Regions from separate parts of the Homo sapiens genome. Here region 2 is linked to region 1. A link is a contact called in ENCODE Hi-C or POLR2A ChIA-PET data. All regions are on one chromosome and are shown on one strand. The core of a region is the stretch at or near the end of the contact, and the rest is flanking DNA. Distances in the headings are between cores, read along the strand shown. Region 1 holds the start of USP37 (ubiquitin specific peptidase 37). Region 2 overlaps CYP27A1 (cytochrome P450 family 27 subfamily A member 1).

Evidence for each region. Hi-C counts contacts between places; a loop is a spot of excess contacts on that map. ChIA-PET counts read pairs that join two places held with the same protein, here RNA polymerase II (POLR2A). Pooled maps may share reads with other maps.
Region 2: a loop to region 1 is called in a pooled map, with 3 times the contacts of the local background. The contact joins the enhancer-like site here to the promoter of USP37 in region 1. A Hi-C loop is called at or near these places in 5 of 50 pooled maps. POLR2A ChIA-PET finds 5 or more read pairs at or near these places in 2 of 52 experiments (GM10248 and Panc1).

The regions. Positions count from the first base shown.
Region 1 is chr2:218,565,897-218,571,532 of GRCh38, reverse strand. USP37 (ubiquitin specific peptidase 37) reads left to right here and starts at 3,182. Exons shown (of 26, transcript NM_020935.3): 1 at 3,182-3,355. CNOT9 (CCR4-NOT transcription complex subunit 9) reads right to left here and starts at 2,694. Exons shown (of 8, transcript NM_005444.3): 1 at 2,555-2,694. The coding sequence starts at 2,578. RefSeq lists enhancers at 2,100-2,289, 2,084-2,711, 2,712-3,339 and silencers at 3,000-3,059, 3,150-3,219.
Region 2 is chr2:218,803,022-218,808,915 of GRCh38, reverse strand. All of the region lies in intron 1 of CYP27A1 (cytochrome P450 family 27 subfamily A member 1), which reads right to left. Among named protein-coding and RNA genes, the nearest start is that of MIR9500, 17 kb to the left of the region's middle. Within about 2 kb of position 2,460, at least 27 of the 41 ENCODE cell types and tissues checked have a DNase peak (open chromatin) inside an H3K27ac peak, as active enhancers do.

The DNA.
Region 1 (5,636 bases), core at 1,933-4,432:
CTACTCAAGAGTCAAAATTTAAGATACTTCCCATACTATCTTAATTTTTCCTTCTAGTGAATAATATCCTGCATTTACATGTGACTACATTCTCTCTCTCTCTTAATAGACAAAGTCTTGCTATGTTGCTCAAGCTGGAGTCCAGTGGCCATTCACAGGTGCCTTCATAGCACACAGTAGCCTGGAACTCCTGGGGTGAAGTGTCCTCCCTCCTTAGCCTCCCAAGTAGCTGGGACTATGGGCACACACCACCCGGCTTACATTCTCATTTGGCAGTACTTTGTTATCTCCCTAGCTGAAATGATGATTTACCTACTATTTTAAAAAAGAGATAAATAAAGTCACAGATACACACTTTCATTGTTCGGCAGAAAGTAAGCATCTTCTCAAGTGGCTTTGATTATTCTGGGCACGGTTGCATGCATTAATTATGCTTCTCAAATTCCAGTGAGTGATATGCATCATTACTGTCCCTTTACCCACATCAGAATAATGCAGTTTGCTCCAACGGAAGGCATGAAGAATTGAGAATGAGGTGGCTCAACTTTTTACGTTTTAGTTTCCTCACTAGCTAAATATAACCTAGTGAATGAGTGGTACGAAGGAATTTGTCAGAGCTGCTACGAGGTCCAAACATCCTAAGTGAAAGTGCATCTAAAAGTTCAAATTTTAAAATTAATGTAAGGCACTGAAAACGTGAAGAAACATGTATTGAGTACTTATTATAAGTAATGTACCACAGCTTTAATGGTTGTTTAAAAGATGCATTAGGGAGCAATTGAAAATAAAAGGAATAGCTACAGAGTTTGGGAAGGCACAGGGAAAAGAGTGGCTCAGTATCGAAGATAAAATTCGGGAGAAGACACAATCAGATTTTGAGAGATGGACAAGTCAACCTTAGAATAATTTCCCTTATTTAACCTGTCTTTCCCCTAATAGCAGCACACTCATCTTTCAACTTGCTTTTCCCCACGTTACATATATAATTTGGGAGAAGGAACAAAAAAGCTAGGGGAATTGCAATGACCTAATTGAGATATAAAAGATACTCTCTACATTGAATAGTTACAAACACTTAGAAACAGTATGAAAGGAGGCAGAGATACCAACAGCACTGGAACTGACAATGGAGATCAAATCTCAAAAAGCAGTTTTCTATAGCTTAGTCATACTTGGCTCAATTTTTCACTTTTTGTACTTAAACGTATGGCAATTTTTGGTGCTTTATTTAGTAATTACGTCATTTTGCCTGATAATACAATTTCAGTACATTACTTTCCTTAAATCATTTCCCTTTGGTTAAACAGAAAAAGCAGAATTGGTCTTCAGGCAGGTATGCTCAAATCAAATGATCTCCTTTCCCCATCATGGCAATGTTCTTTCAGTGGTCACCTTCCCTTCAATATTCTTTCATGCAGCAAAGTATCTGAGTCTTTAATCTTGTACTAGGAACTGTCCTGGCACCGGGGAAACCACGTCAACAGGGCTCACATGATCCCTGTCCCTGCCCTCAAGGAGACAGACAACAAATAAACGAATACAATAATTACACGGGGATCAGGGCTGTAAAGGGTACTCTACTAAAGTTAGAGGCTGCGGAACTAATTTGAAGAGGATAGTCAGGGAAGGCCACTCTGAGACCGATTTAGGCAGAGACCTGAAGAAAGATGGATTTGGATAAACAGTTTAAGGAGAGGAAGGAGAGTTCAAGGAAGAGGTACCAATTACACTCATGCTGTGTATGTAAAGGAGGAGGGATAAGAAGAACATTCACTCCAGGCATAGAGACCACAAAGTGCATCTTGGAGAAAAATAAGCGCGTTGCAGAGGGTTAGGTGGCCAGAGTAGCTGAAGCTTTAGGAGCAAGAGACATAAAACGAGATTATAAACGTGGGTTAAGTACCACATCATACAGGGCCGTGCAGGCTATGGCAAGGAGTCTAGATTTTATTTAAATGCCAAGAGAAGTAGGATTACTTCGGATAGCTGAATTACACTATCTTTCTTTTTTGTTAAAAGATCACGCGGGTAAAACGAGATGTGTCGAGGAAAAGTTTTAAATGCAGAGAACCTAAGTCAGATGCAAAAATTATGCACTTTTCCGGGCCTCAGGTTTTCCATAAATAAAGCAAGTGGTTTGAACTAGAAGCCATTTCCTTCCCGCTGCGACGTGGTGAGTTCTAAGAGCAGGGGCCGCGTCAGATTGACCATGGAATTCCCCTCATCGACGCCGGCGCCCAGAACACAACTGGCGCCCTGAAACTGTTGGTCAGCGCAATAAATCAATGAATGGCCTGCTACGGGCGTGGGACCAGGCCCCGGCGCCCGCAAAGAACGCGATGGGTCGCGCTGAAGGCCGCGAGAGGCGTCCGGCAAGGAAATAGGGGCCGGCTCCACCACAACCAAAGCGTGCCGAGGAGGGGAACCGGGGCCTTGGAGATTGAGGGCAGAAAAAAATCAGACTAGGGACCCGACACCGGGAATTAGGAGAGAAGGCCGAAACGTGGGTCTGAGAAAGGATTCTGGTTCCAAGCCTGGGGGCCCAGCCACTCACCGCAGCCGTCGCCAGGCTGTGCATGTTGTGAGCGGCCGCCGCTCTCTTCCACAGCCGGACGCGTCCGACCCGCGTCCCCCCTTCAGCACCCCTGCAGCGGAAAACAATGAGCCGCCGTAGCCGCCATCCGACTCCGGCTCGCTCCGCCCACTTCGCGGCCCTCTGACCTCTCACCCCTGACCCCACCCACACATCCTCTTCCCGCCTCCAGGGCCTAGTTAACAGTCCCAGAGTATGTCCTTTGCCCCTTAAGATTTAGGACCGGAAGGACGTCCGCGACCACTAGTCCCCGCAACTTCTGGCTTTGAGCAGTTATTTCCAGAGAGCGGCGTGAACTCTGACCCTCCTCCAAAAGCCAGTGAACGGCGGGAAAAGATGGACAGTCCCGGCAAGACAACTATTGCGCATGCCCGACTGGGTTGCGTAGGAGGGAAATGGTGGGGGGGCGTCGAAATCGGGTGAGGTGGAAAGTGCGCGTGCCTACTACAGTCACGGCAGGGGCGGGGCTGCCCGGGCTAGGCCGCTCTAGGTACTGGCGGGGCGGGGCGAGGGCGTGTGAGGGGCGGAGTTTTCGACTGACGCGCACGCGCCTGTCTGGTCGCGTCGAGTGTGCGTGCGTGCGTGCGTGTTTGCGTGTGGTCACAGTTCCCGCCATCAGCCGCTCTCCCTGACTAGGGGTAGCTAGCGGCCTCCCTCCTTTGGGTTCGGTATCCCTACTTCCATTACCCTCGGCTCCTCCCACTCCTCGCGGGCTCCGTGCTTTCCGCGGGTCTGTCCGGGGGCTCCGGACCCTCGGCGCAGGTAAGGCGGGCCGGGGTAGCTTCTCAATTGAGCCGTTTTCCCTACCTCCTCCTCCTTCTGTGCGATCCGCCCACTCGGCGTTCACTCCTCTGGAGTTCGCCCTGCTGCTACTCAGCCCGCCCACAACCCCTCGATGCACCCCCAGCCTCACAGGTACTACCTTTGGGTGCACTGCCCCGGCTTCCACCTCTCCTTTGACTTGGTCTCCACTGCCACTCGCTCCCTCCGAAACTCAAACCTGGCCCCTTTTCTCTGGGGCTGTTGTCGTTCGCCTCTTACCTTCTAACAGGGCCTGCTGTCTCTTCAGGTGACTTTCGTTACGGCACATCCACCAGGCCTTGGACATGATACTCATTCACTCTCTTGACCATCTTCACCTTCCTCTTGACCAGTCCTCACTGCAAAACATGAATTGTATTTTTGTTGTGCATTTCCTTGCGCCCATTTCTAGCCGCCAGATCAGGTTGTTAGATGTAACTATTTTAAGTCATGATCCATGAAAGGAAATGATGATTGATGATAAAATCCTGTGTCCTGAAGAGTTGTCCTAAAGTGGTTTTGGGGTATTCCTCTCAAAATTTCAGCTCTGTATAAATTCCTTTATTGAGGTGGCAATTCCTGACAAGTGTCTAACTGGAAGAGATACCTGAGAGGGAATGTCAAGTAGGCAGTTGGATATAGTGGGTTTGGAGATCTTAGGAGAGTTCTGGGCTGCGTACGTAAATGTGCGCGGTGTGTGTATGTGTTTGTCATCTGCCATATTGATAGTAATTGAAGCCATGGATGTGGATGAAATTGCCGAAAAAGAGTATAGTGCTGTAAAATAAAGGCACCTAGGATGGAGCATTGACGAATTCCTGCTGTTTAATAACCAATAGAGGAGGATGCGTCTTGCAAGCCATGAAAAAAGTCATCAGTAGTGTTGCATTCTGCTGAAAGGTAAAATGGAAGGAGGACTGAAAAACCCAGTGATATAAAAGTACTCACTTGTCTTAAAGATGTTTGATGAAGTAAAATGAGTATTTGGGTTCAGTCCTAGGTCCTCTTCTTTTACTCTTATATTCCTCCCTAAGCTTTAAATTTGATCTATATATTGATGACTTAAAAATTGTTATTTCCAGCCTATTCCCTTTGTTTTCAGCTCCACATCTAGATAGCCAGCTGTCTGCTTGACATCTCAACTTGATTTTTTTCTTAGGAGTTTCAGATGCAACACAGCCAAATCCAAAGCCTTGATCTTTCTCTCCATATCGAAATTCTTTCTTCTCCAGTGTCCCAGTTTATTAAGTGGCACATGACACAGGCTACACACTTGGGAGGCATTCTTGACTTCTACTCTCTCCAAGTTCTATCCTACTTCCAATACGTGTCTTGCATCTTTTTCTGTACATTTTCACTGTCACTTTTCTAGTTTAAGCCACAGTCCTTAAAAAACCTGGACTTGATTGCCTTGGCTTCCTGTATTATCATCTGTAAAATGGAAATAGTAATTTTCAGCCTATTGGATTGTTATGAGGATTAAGTGAGATAACCATGATAAGCACTTGGCACAGAGTAAATGGCCAGTAAGCATTAATTGTTATTGTTATAAGCTGATCAACTCAATACTCTTCTATCTGGTTACATTATTTTCTTCTGTTCTTGCTCTTAGTCACTCTCCCAAAACCCAAACCAACCATATATGACTTCCTCATTCAGTAGTAACATATTTCTTTGCTTAAAACCTTTTGGTGGATTTCCTCCTGGTAAGTGCTTGTTACATTTAGGATAAAATTCGGAATCTTTACTGTGGTTCACAAGACTGCATAACCTGGTTCTTGCCTGCTTCACTAACTTCATCTTCCTCCTCTCCTTCACTAAACTGTAGCCACATTGCTTTTAATTTCCCTAGTCATATCAAGTTATTTTACAATTCAAGGCCTTTGGGGATGCTGTTTGCCTGGATTGTTCCAGCACCACCATCTATCAGTCATCTCCTTCTGCAGTTTTCAACTTAAGTGATACCTTCTCAGGGAAGCCTTCTCAATGTTATCCTCTACCCCAAGTCTTAATCTTAAGACTCATCATTCCATGTATCTTGCTTTATATCATTTCTCAGAACTTGTAATTATTGTTATTATTATTTTTTGAGATGGAGTTTTTGCTCTGTTGCCTAAGCTGGAGTACAATGGCATGATCTCAGCTCACTGCAACCTCCGCCCCCTAAATTCAAGCGATTCTCTTGTCTCAGCCTCCCAAGTACCTGGGATTACAGGCACCCGCCACCATGCCCGGCTAATTT
Region 2 (5,894 bases), core at 1,211-3,710, 240 kb before region 1:
TGTTATGTAATATAATTCTCAAATATTTTATCTTAGAATTTCTAAAGCACTTGACGATAGATATCCACGGCCTCTATGAAATTGACATTGCTATGATAGTCTTATAGTTGCTGAAAATGAGAAGGAAAAGAAACACGTTTTGGGGGGTAAAAATTTAAAATAACCCACAAATCCTAAGACTATATTTCCTAGGTAAGTTACACCTACAAACTGAAAGAAAATGAAACACAGTGGTTTCCTGGGCACTTCATCTTTCCTAATCAGTTACTGAAGAGATTTTGAGAGGATCAGAATCGGTTCCAGTATAGAAATTAGGCCAAAGACCTTCTATAAAAGAGACATTACCAATTGTGGAGATGAAATCTATCATTCAAATTACAGAAGGAAACGTCACCCAACCCATAGTCCAGAAAAACTCCAACTTTACTGGATCTTAGTTTTGGTGTTAAAAACTGGATTCTCCTAGGACCAATCCAACATAATTGCCTCCAATATATCACCCATATACCCAGACATCACCTTGAACAAATGGCTGATTCTGCCAGTTCCTGGAAGGACAGTCTTGACAAACCCCTAACATCCATTTAGACCTGTTTCCCATTTCTACCTCCCAGGAACACCTGCCAGTGTGTTCTAATTTTGAACAGCTGATCGTCTGCAAACTGCAGTGAATATGCCTATTTTCCTGGAAGGAAAATATACTGCTGGTAGGACTCCAAAATAACACATCCCTACTTGGAGGACGATTTGTTAATATTTACAAAAGTACGAGCAAATTTATAAACAAAGCATGAGATATCCACATAATGAAATACTATGTCACCTTAAAAAGGGATGAAGAAATTCCTTGTGTACTAATACAGAAAGATATCCAAGATAGATTATGTGAAAAAGTATATCTTTTGCCTAAGAAAGGAGGTCTAAAATAAGAATATATAGTATTTGTATTTGCTTTCATAGAAAAATACTGGATGGATACATAAGAAACTAGTGAAAGTGATTACTGGACCGGGCATGGTGACTCACCCCTATAATCCCAGCACTTTGGGAGGCCAAGGCTGGAGGATCACTTGAGCTAAGGAGTTTGAGATCAGCCTTGGCAACATGGCAAAACCCTGCCTCTACAAAAAAAAAAAAAAATTCGCTGGGCATGGCAGTGTGCGCCTGTGATTCCAGCTACTCGGAGGCTGAGGTGGGAGAATTGCTTGAAGTCAAAGCTGCATTGAGCCATGACTGTACCCACTGCACTCCAGCCTAGATGACAGAGTGAGACTCTGTCTCTAAATAAATAAATATAAAGTGATTACTATGGGAGGGTCAGGGGAGCAGCGGAGGGGGTCAGACTGCTTAGTGTGTATCATGTTCTATTGTTTGAGTCTTGAACTATGATAATGTATTACCTATTCAAATTTTTAAAGTCTAAAGGTACAAAAAGAAATGTTTTCTGAAACAGTAAGTCACCTGACATTGACCAGATAGTTCTAGAAGGCAGGGAATCCTTGCTGAGCCTCTGAATTCCTGTAAATACTCCTTAGATTTATAAGTGCCCCAGCCATATCATTTTCCTGTGAGTGAGTTTTGTTTTTTTCCTTAAAGGTTGCTTTTTAAAAAATACTTTACATACACATCTATTTTCCTCTATTAAATTCCCTAGGAGGGCCGGGCACAGTGGCTCACGCCTGTAATCCCAGCACTTTGGGAGGCTGAGGTGGGCAAATCACAAGGTCAAGAGTTCGAGACCAACCTGGCCAACATGGTGAAACGCCGTCTCTACTAAAAATACAAAAAATTAGCTGGGCATGTTGGTGGGCGCCTGTAATCCCAGCTACTTGGGAGGCTGAGGCAGGAGAATCGCTTGAACCCGGGAGGAGGAGGAGGTTACAGTGAGCCAAGATCATGCCACTGCACTCCAGCCTGGGTGGCAATGTGAGACTCCATCTCAAAAAAAAAAAAAAAAAAAAAAATTCCCTAGGAGACCTGTCCTAAAAGTAGGCTTAATTTGTTTCCAGTTTAAGACATTAACAATAATAATTGCACGTGTTTCCATAGAGCTGACCATGAACCAGACACTGTTCCAAGAATTTTACTTATATTAGCTCATTCAATCCTCACTACAGCTGTTTGGGGTAGGTTTAATATTACCACAATTTTGCCGATGAGGAAACTGAGGCCCAAAGAAGTTGCTCAAGGTCACTTTATCATTAAGTAGCAGAGTCAGGATTCAAACTCCAAACACCTGGCTGGAGGCCATGCTCTGAACCACTTACTCCACGGATCCCTGAGAAAACAACTATGTCCTTCTAACTGGAAACAAACGTAGGCCCTTGAAAAGCGTGTACTATTTTAAAACCACAATATTATGCAATAACAACCCAGGATTACTCAACTGTGGCACTGTTAATACTCGGAGTGGATAATTCTATGTTGTAGCCGACAGTGGTGTGCGTTGCCGGGTGCCTAGCAGCATTCCTGGCCTCTCCCCACAAGTACCGCACCCCCTCTGAGTTGTGGCTACCACAGATGTCTCTAGACATTTCCAAAATGTCCCCTGGGGGATGAAATCACCATAGATTGAGAACTACTGCAATAAGTCCAGCCTCTTAATATGTCTCCTAATTCTTTAATTTTAGAAGACCTGTTTAAAACAAATATATACCATTTTGAAGAAATATTTTTCTAAAGTTTGGTTTCTTATCCTTCTGTTAAGTTGAAGTAAACTTATGTATAACATTTTAATAAAAATCTGAACAGCAGTTATCTCAATGGTGGTAAACAGTGCTTTACAAATTAACTTACTTTCTTCTCTATACTGTGATTTATTTTTCAAAAATTTTTTGCCACGTTCTTGGAATCAGCAGAAAAAAAGTTATATTTTTAAAGTAGAAAAACAATACCAGCTTCTTTCCTGGAATCCAAAGCCTCTGAGACTACTTCCTGGCTGTCAGTATGGAGGTTTCTGGGACATTTCTCCTTTTAGCTAAGCCATGCCTTCTTCCTTCATGCTCCTCAGTTAGTTTACTTAGTGGAACTTAACAAGGATCTACTTATGTAAGAAGTTATTTTAGAAAGACAGCAGGATACTTGCTGAGAGATGCGTGCTGTGTCTGTGATCCTACCATTAGATCGTAACCTGAGCCAGTTGGAAAGTCCCAGCATTCTCGGATGGGTCCTGTCTAAGAGCCACTTTGCAGAACAAAGATCATCTTTCAGGATGAATGGGAGGGTTAGCCCCCACCTGACAAAACTCCAAAGCAGGAGAATGTTGAATTCATTCAACATTCATTTATGAATCTCATGTCCTGTTCCTCCTAGGGATACAGCAGTAAGCACAGCATAAAAGACCATTCTTAAGGAGTTCTTATCCTAGTGCATGGGCCAGACAGTTGAGAATTTGATTACATATGTTCCTAAACAGTTTTCTAATTATTTTGCGGATGTCTTGTCTCTTCAACTAAATTGAAAATCCTCATGGGTGAAAACCATGTCATACTTCTTTATGACATCCCAAATTGTTGGGCACACTGCTAAGCACATTAATAAGACACTCAGTACATACTTAACAGTTGTCAATGAATCCAGCAGAAAGAAACATGTTGCAGACAATGCAAAGAACATGAGAGAGACAGAGACAGACATAGAAAGGGGGTGGGGAAGAGGATACGTAGGAAACTTGTTAACAGTAGCTCGTCTAGAGTTTTAAGAACCTGGAAGAACAATCTGAAAGGAAATTAAGAAAATAATTCCATTTACAATAACCTCTGTTTTGGACTGAATGTCTGCACTCCCCTCAAATTCTTATGTTGAAACCCTAAACCCCGTGTTGCTGCATTTGTTGATGGGGCCTCTAAGGAAGTAACTAAGGTTAAATGGGGTCATAAGGGTGGGGCCCTGATCTGATAGAATTAGTGTCTTCATAATAGGAGACACCAGAGAGCTTGCCCTCTAGGGCACAGGAAGAAGGCAGCCAACTACAAGCCAGGAAGACAGCCCTCATCAGAAACCAACCACTGGCACCCTGATCTCTCACTTCTAGCCTACAGAACTGTGAGAAAATAAATTTGTTGTTTAAGCCATCCAGTCTGTGGTATTTTGTTATGGCAGCCCAAACAGACTAATGATAGTATCCAAAAGATAAAATACCTAGGAATACTTTTAACCAAGGAGGTGAAACATTTGAACACTGAAAACTACTAGACACTGCTGAAGGAAATTAAAGACCTAAATAAGTGGAAAGTCATCCATGTTCATGGATTAGGAGACTTAATATTGTTAAAACAGCAGTACTCCCCAAGGCAAACTACAAATTCAATGCATTCCCTTTCAAAATTCCATAGCCTTTTTGCAGAAATGGAAAACCTGATCCTAAAATTAATATGGAACTGCAAGGGGCCCTAAATAGCCAAAACAATATTAAAAAAGAAAACAATGTTGGAACATTCCCATTTTCTGATTTCAAAACTTACTGCAAAGCTACAGTAATCAAAACAGTAAGTTACTAGTGTAAGTGTAGACATATAGACCAATGGAATACAACTGAGAATTCAGAAATACACTAGAACATCTACAGTCAACTGATTTTTGACAAGGGTGCACAGACCATTCAATGGGGAAAGAAAGTCTCTTCAACAAATGGTACTGGGACCACTGGATAACTAAATGCAAAAGAATGAAGCTGGACCCCTACCTCACTCCATATACAAAAATTAATTCAAAATGGATCAACAATCTAAAAAGAAGAGCTAAAACTATAAAACTCTGAATAAAATATAAGGGTAAGTCTTCATGACCCTGGATATGTCAATGAATTCTTAGATTTGATAACAAATGCATGAGGAATTTTTTTTAAATAGATAAATAGTTCTTCATAAAAATTAAAAACTTTTGGCCAGGCATGGTGGCTCACACCTGTAATCCCAGCACTTTGGGAGGCCGAGGTGGGCAGATTACCTGAGGTCAGGAATTCAAGACTAGCCTGGCCAACATGGTGAAACCCCATCTCTACTAAAAATACAAAAATTAGGCAGGTGTGGTGGCGCATGCTTGTAGTCCCAGCTACTCGGGAGGCTGAGGCAGGAGAATCACTTGAACCCGGGAGGTGGAGGCTGCAGTGAGCTGAGATTGCACCAATACGCTCCAGCCTGAGCAACAGAGTAAAACTCCCATCTAAAAAAAAAAAAAAAAAAAAAAAAAAAAGACGGGGGCACGGTGGCTCACACCTGTAATCCCAGCACTTTGAGAGGCCGAAGTGGACAGATCACGATGTCAAGAGATCGAGACCATCCTGGCCAACATGGCAAAACCTCTTCTCTATTAAAAATACAAAAATTAGCTGGGTGTGGTGGCGTGTGCCTGTAGTCCCAGCTACCTGGGAGGCTGAAGCAGAAGAATTGCTTGAACCTGGGAGGCAGAGGTTGCAGTGCCAAGATCGCACTACTGCACTCCAGCCTGGCAATAGAACGAGACTCGGTCTCAAAAAAGAAATTTAAAACTTTTGTGCCTCGAAGGACATTATCAAGAATGTGAAAAGACAGCTTATAGAACGAGAGAAAATATTTGTAAATCATATATCTGATAAGGGTTTAATATCCAGAGTATACAAAGAACTGTTACAACCCAACAACAAAAAGACAAATTCAGTTTAAAAATAAGCAAAGAATGGCTGGGCGTGGTGGTTCACGCCCATTATACCAGCACTTTGGGAGGCCAAGGCAGGCAGATCACTCGAGTCCAGGAGTTTGAGACCAGCAATTCAAGACCAGCCTGGCCAATATGGCAAAACCCTGTCTCTACTAAAAATACAAAAATTAGCCAGGCGTGATGGCGCACACTTGTAGTCCCAGCTACTTGGGAGGCTGAGGCATGAGAATCACTTTAACCCAAGAGGCAGAGGTTGC